Linked DNA regions of Homo sapiens: region 1 is linked to region 2. The links are chromatin contacts, found by Hi-C or POLR2A ChIA-PET in ENCODE. All regions are on one chromosome and are shown on one strand. Each heading gives the region's core, a stretch centred on a gene start or an enhancer-like site at or near the end of the contact. The rest is flanking DNA. Distances are from core to core; before and after follow the strand shown. Region 1 holds the start of ZBTB20-AS5 (ZBTB20 antisense RNA 5). Region 2 holds the start of GTPBP8 (GTP binding protein 8).

Evidence for each region. Hi-C counts contacts between places; a loop is a spot of excess contacts on that map. ChIA-PET counts read pairs that join two places held with the same protein, here RNA polymerase II (POLR2A). Pooled maps may share reads with other maps.
Region 1: a pooled map shows a loop between it and region 2 (2.7-fold over the local background). The contact joins the promoter of ZBTB20-AS5 here to the promoter of GTPBP8 in region 2. A Hi-C loop is called at or near these places in 1 of 37 single-sample maps with no recorded cell type and 1 of 50 pooled maps. POLR2A ChIA-PET finds 5 or more read pairs at or near these places in 1 of 52 experiments (CD4-positive, alpha-beta T cell).

Annotation. Positions count from the first base shown.
Region 1 is chr3:114,451,681-114,455,324 of GRCh38, forward strand. ZBTB20-AS5 (ZBTB20 antisense RNA 5) reads left to right here and starts at 1,913. Exons shown (of 3, transcript NR_121661.1): 1 at 1,913-1,960. All of the region lies in intron 7 of ZBTB20 (zinc finger and BTB domain containing 20), which reads right to left.
Region 2 is chr3:112,989,055-112,992,335 of GRCh38, forward strand. It overlaps GTPBP8 (GTP binding protein 8), which reads left to right and starts at 1,930. Exons shown (of 6, transcript NM_014170.4): 1 at 1,930-2,281. The coding sequence starts at 1,946. RefSeq lists enhancers at 1,472-2,099, 1,978-2,187.

The DNA of each region.
Region 1 (3,644 bases), core at 663-3,162, 1.5 Mb after region 2:
ACAGGCCATTCTCCGAAAAGGAATCTAAATAAAAAGTCATATGATATCTGATAGTGCAGGACACGTCGCCAAGAACTGGAGCGGATTGCCTACAGGAAGAAAGGGCCAGTGTATTCCAGCTCAAAGAGCTTTTCTTTCCTCCTCCTCTATTTTTTTTCCCTTTTCTCCTCGACTGTGAATGTGTCACTCTCAGGTCAGATCCACGAAGAATCCCAGAATGACAGCTATCACCTGTCACTGTACTCTTGGCGGCACAACTAGCTGATAGGAGCTGCCTGAGTTGGGATCAAGAAGAGCTAGTGCAGCTTTCAGTAACAGCCTGTTATCCCAGTCCCTCTGCCCCTTTCAAAGATCCCCTTGGTCACATCAAAAACAGACCAAAAAGAAAAAGAAAAAAGAAAAAAAAGGGGGGGTACCAAATGAAAAATTAAAAATGCAGGGACAACAGCCCACAGCAACAAAAGAATTCAGGGAGAAAAAATAGAACACAAGCAAAAAGGAAAAAAGCAAAACCAAAACAACTCTTGTCTTCAATATAAAACTTTTTAAAGACTGAGTTTCTCTTATTTGGATGACATTCTTTTTAAAAGTATTTTTCTCCTTAAGCACTATTAAAAGCATTAAAAAATTCTACAAAAATACAGAAAAGTCTGAAAGCAATTCAAGAATATTCCTAAAGAAAACATGTAAGTGTAAGAAGTGAGTTACCCTGGAAAATTCTGGATTTGCCAAAAGTTCCCCTACTTCTAATATCTTTCAGTGAGTTCAAGTGCTAACACTGGCCACCTAGTACTTGTTTTTTATCTGAGGATCATTACTGAGGCAACACATACATAGTAAGGTTTCCCGAAAAGACTCCTTGTTATCAAGTTACTTCAAACATAAGGCACTCACACCTCCCAGCCAGGAGGGTTTTTTGATGAGCATCACACTCTGCCCTGATATGTATTACACCCTTAAGAAGCAGTTACATAAATGCATTCTATAATTATGGAAAATGTATATATCTATATTTTCCCCTACATTTTCCCTCCCCAGGGATATGAATAGATTTTATTTTCAGTTAATAGAAAAAAAAAGAAAAGAGTTTCTGATTCTTGAAACAACTGTTGTAGCTGTTTTCTACTTAGCAAAACAGTTATCTGTAGTTAGGAATGGTACATAATATATATTTAAGGATTTTTGTAGAGCTTGAGAATTGTTCCCCTTGTTTAGTTTCGTGTCTATAATGTACCTTAAAAAGATTTCTAAGTGACAATCAACATATAAATGCATTAAGAGGAGAACTTTAAGAAAGAAAACATTATCTTGGGTTTACAAATCCAGGATATTAGCATAAAGATATAAATGTACAGCATATATAAAAGATAAAATTGTTTACTACATTTTACACATACAGCTCACATCTGATTTCTTTTTGCTTTTGTTGGAGCATTAATTTGAAAATGATAAGCATTCTGAAATGTTTGCTACAACACAAATTCATGGTAAAAATATACATGCATAGGCAAAAATTGAAATGGAGAACACAAAGCTACGTGGCAATCAGAATCGTTGACAAAATCTCCATCTAGACTATATTTTGCATGAACTAGTGTATCATAGAAGGGGCAAGAAATCTCTCTGGGGGTTTTGTCATTTACATAATTAGAAACAAAAATAAAATACAAATATCTGCTCCCTTACTACCTTTTCTTAATAACTGACAAGTGACACAAGTGGTACCTTTTAAACAGATGGATGCAAAAACTTGTGAGATCGAATGAACTGATGTACCCCATTGGTATTTTGGGAACCCAAATTCCATAATTAACTTTTTACCCAAGTGGCAAAAGTAGAAGATGTTCTAGTCACCAAATTGATTATTTGATGGACTTTTGTTCTTTCTTCCACAAGATTTTGGCGACCCAGAAAGGGTAAAGACATGATAAGAGAAGATGCATCCTGAACAACTTTTATTGTGAGTAGAAAAAAAATAGCATAAAGTGAGCATAAGAACAGTTGGATTTGGAAAGATTAAAAGAGGAGAAAAGAGCAACATATGCAACTTAACTAGTCTTTTTCTTTTTAATTTTTTCATGTACATATATGTATATATTGGGATGATGGGGAGAAAAGATAACTGGATTTCTTTTGAATGTCTTTGTGTCTTTATAGAGTGAATGTTCTGTTCCTGTCTCTTTCTTTTTAGGCGAAAAACTAATAAAAATAGAAAAACATATATCAGACATTAAGCTCACTCCCCCCCCCCCCACCCTTCCCTTTGTAAAGAACTCTTTGTTCTCTAGTGAAAATGCTGAAAAATCCCCGGGCAGCTACTCCCTGAAACAAGTGCAAAACACTTAGAGGCTTTTGGGCTGGCTGGGAGCCAGAAACCCTCCCGCTGTCTGGTTAGAAGAGGAAAAAAAGAAGAGAGAGGGAGAGGGAGAGAGGGGAAGAGGGATGGGGGGCAGAGAGAGAGGAAGAGAGAGAGGAAGAGAGAGGAAAAGAGAAGGGAGAGAGAGAGAGAGAGAGAGAGAGAGAGAGAGAGAAATTGGAGCTTCCTTTAATAGACATAGGAAGCAGCGTTTTTTTCTTTCTTTTTTTTCAAAACTGGCGGTCAAGCGTTAAGTAACTCCCGTCTAAATCCACCTGCTAGAAATGAACTTGGGTAACCCCCCAGGGGTGCACAAAGACAGGGAAGACAGTAACATACTCCATACTCTTTCCCACCCCCCGTTGTACTGCTTCCATTCTTTCTGCTCTCATACACAAATGCCCACAGCTTCTCACGCCGCCCCTCTTACCCCCCAACAACAAACACAGCAAAATACATGCTCCCTCGGTCTCCTAAAAAAAAAAAAAGGCTTTTCCATCTCGGTTGCGACACAGTGATAAGGGGTAGCGAACATCTCATACCTGGTGTGAATGCTAATCAGTCAGGAGTTCTCCTTTTCCCAAGACAGGGAACTGTTTCCTTCCAAATTTATTAGAACCTCCTCCACTGCCTCTTTGAAAAACCTTCTTTGTCACCCTCTCCCAAGTCCCGATACTTCTTTAAAAAAAAAATGGCTTCGGAGCTCCTTCTATTCTTGATATTGATTCTCTCTCTCTCCCCCCACCCCTCCTCCTCTCTCCTGTCTGTGTCTCTTCTGAGTGGTCTATTGATAAGTCCCTGGAGGCACTGGGTCAGCCTGCCCGTAGGAAACCAGACACAATGCACAAATCTCCGAGTGCCATTCTGCCATCAGCAAGCAGACCACGTTTAGGAGAGAGAGAGAGGAAAAAAAAACAGTAGAGCAAGAGACAGAGAGAGAGAGAGAGAGAGAGAGACACCAACCGAGGGAGGGAGAGAGAGACTGAGAGAGAGGAAGAGAGAGGGGGAAGAGAGAGAGGGGGGGGAGAGAGAGAGAGAGAGGGAGAGAGAGGAGAGACGGAGAGAGAGAGTGTGTGAGAAAAAGACTGATTGGAACAGGAGGGAGAGAGAGAGAAAAGGAGAAGGAGAGAGAGCGCGAGAGGGAGAGCGGCACTGCCAGTCAGGTTAATCATCCCTACTTTAATTAGCTGTTCGGCTTAGACATAAAACAATTGAATTTGAATGATCTGTCAGCAGGCTCGGCTGAACCAAAGGGGAAAAGCGAATATTACAAAAAGACTGTTGGTGT
Region 2 (3,281 bases), core at 680-3,179:
CTAGTAGGTCTCACTGCTATGTATGTTTCATATTTGAACTTCTGCAAATTATGAGTTTAATCATGTTGAGGGAAAACATAGTGTATTATTAACTCTAAATCATCCTGAAGTTTTATATGCTTTGTTTACACAGATGCTTTTAAAAGATGAAGTGAAAGAGAAAAAAATATATAAATTGTCAAGTGGTTTTACTAGTCATACTTCTTTCCAGTAGACCGTTTGATCCTTCAAGCTTTGCATGACAAGACAATTTGTTGCAAAAACTGTCCTGTCAAATAATTCTAAAATGATTTGTCCTATCAGGTGAAATCCAAAATGATTTAGAATTCAGAAACATGAATGATTATTAAATGAATACTATAATGTCTATTAATCCCGGAACACCTCTAAAACCTTTCTAAGAATCGCCAAAACTCTTTTATGCTCTTATTTCCAAACCTGGGGTTCCAAGGTTTGAAAACAAAATGGCATGTATAAAAGCACTTTCAAAGTATATTACATACACAGCGTCAGGCCTCTGAGCCCAAGCTAAGCCATCATATCCCCAGTGACCTGCACGTATACATCCAGAAGGCCTGAAGATCCACAGAAGGGAAAACAGCTTAACTGATGACATTCCACCATTGTGATTTGTTTCTGCCCTATCCTAACTGATCAATGTTCTTTATAATCTCCCCCACCCTTAAGAAGTTTCTTTGTAATTCTCCCCACCCTTGAGAATGTACTTTGTGAGATCTACCCTCTGCCCCTAAAACATTGCTCTTAACTCCACCGCCTGTCCCAAAACCTATAAGAACTAATGATAATCCCACCACCTTTGCTGACTCTCTTTTGGGACTCAGCCCACCTGCACCCAGGTGAAATAAACAGCCTTGTTGCTCACACAAAGACTGTTTGGTGATCTCTTCACATGGATGAGTGAAACACACACTAATGAGAATCCCAAATTTCTGATGTATACAACAGAGTATTATACACACTTTTATACATGGAGGAGAGAGAATAGCGAACAGAAAGGCACCCCAAACCCTAATGCAAAGAGCAATAAAAAATTAGCCAGCCAGCAGCACATCAGGCTGCCGTATTGGCTGCCCTCAAAGTCGCAGGTTCTGTTCATTAATTTTTGTATCATATTTATTCAAGAATTGTACTGTTTAATTACTGAACAACCTGGGGAATAGCTCAAGAAACCATGAGTTACCCTTTCTGGGCTGCTGATGTTTTAGAAAACCTAGTTTTTTTAACATATGAATATTTTTCAGTTATTCATTTCATCATTATGATACCTGTATCTCCCATTTCAGTACTGATCGACTTTAGGGAGAAACTTTTGAAATAAGATGATATTACGAAACGTCCACGAAACAATTCTGTAACATCTGTGCAAAACTGTTTTTATAAGAAATCTCTAAAATTTAATGACATTTCCTGCACCTATAGTGAAGGCGGAAATACAAACAGTCCCTTCCACGAAAACGAGGTGCTATTACAATCACATTTCTCATCAGCCCTTTTCTTTTTTGCAAAAGTGTTTATCCTAGTGCTGCGGACTTACGACAAACGTCAACAGTTAATAAGATAACCAAAAACTGTGAAAATCAAACGTTCCTGGAATGCATCGGAGCTTCACACTTTAGTCCTTCGCTTGAGACTCAAAGGCCACATGGCCAGATAGGTCTTTCACCTCTGCAAACCGTTAAACATCCTTCCAGTAAGACATAATCGTTAAGCCCACGGTGTTAAAGAAACCCAGTGAGCTGTTCCCCGCAGGTCACCGCCTGCCTCCACCCTCCTCCCGCGCACTGAAGGCAAAACACTTAGACCGGAACGAGCGAGGCCAGAGGAGACAACAACTCCCAGCAGGCGTCGCGGCAGCGGGAAGTCACGCACGCGCAACCCAGGCCACAGGAGTAAAATCTCTCTGCCCGTCTTCTGGGAAGGGAGAATGGCGGCGCCCGGGCTGCGGCTGGGAGCGGGAAGACTCTTTGAAATGCCTGCGGTGCTAGAGCGACTGAGCCGCTATAATAGCACGTCCCAAGCTTTTGCTGAGGTGCTGCGGCTGCCGAAGCAGCAGCTGAGGAAGCTGCTGTACCCGCTGCAGGAAGTAGAGCGGTTCCTCGCCCCCTACGGGAGGCAAGACCTTCACCTGCGTATCTTTGACCCAAGCCCGGAGGACATAGCCAGGGCGGACAACATCTTCACGGCCACTGAACGGAACCGCATCGACTACGTCAGCTCCGCCGTCCGTATCGACCACGCCCCGGACCTTCCGCGGCCAGAGGTGAGAGGCGATTCTCACGGTTCACCTGCGCGCCGGCGTCACAGCGCTAACCGCTTCCCTGGCCGTCCGGCTCGCGGGTGATTTTGCGGTTGTATTTTCTAGCTTTATGTTGGCGCATATATTATTTTAACTCAATAGGCATATGTCGATGCTCCCTGTACGTGGGGATACCCGAGAAACCCATTGTTAAGTACAAAATGCAGTCAATACCCATAAACCCATGGTAAAGTCAAAAATCGTTAAGTCGACCCACTGTAAGCAGAGACTGCCTGTATACAGCTTAAATTATTTTGGAATGAATATAGAAGACTTCAAAATGCTTTAAAAGCTTTTCAAACCCAAATTAAGCATTCAAAAAATTAACTCTCCTTTTTTCTTCTATTTAACTTAAGTAGGGAAAACATGCCAGACAAATTAGACAGAATTTAGACAGTGAAGAATAGGAAACGAATAATAGTTTCACAAATGAGATGGTCCTTATCAATAAGTAACTTTCGCCTAATCTAAATTTCCTATCGTGCAAAAATAATAATCTCTAGATGGCAATAATGTGGAAAAATTTTTATAACAACGTTTATTAGTGAAATTTCATGAGTGAGCATTCTTGCATGTCCTACAATTTATTGATATTCTGTTCTAAGTCTGCTAAAAGGCATCTCAACTCTCCATATGTATTTACACTAAGTGCACCATTGCCCAGAGATATTTCGTCTAAATATATGTGGAACTATAGTCAGGATTCAAAGAGTACCTCAATTATTTAATGATTTTGAGACAGCCATTGCTTTTTTATTTAAGCTTCTAAATTACTGGACTTTTTTGTAATTCGTTTTTAAAATTCAGTTTTATCTACATATTAGCATTAGATTTGCTCTGGCAGAGCATTTAAAATTTTTGCAGGACTCAGATCAATTAATTTTGAAGAACTGACCAGAATTTTCCAGGATAGGATCCCTGGCCCCTGCCCACTAAATGTCCCCCAATTGTCTTGATAACCAAA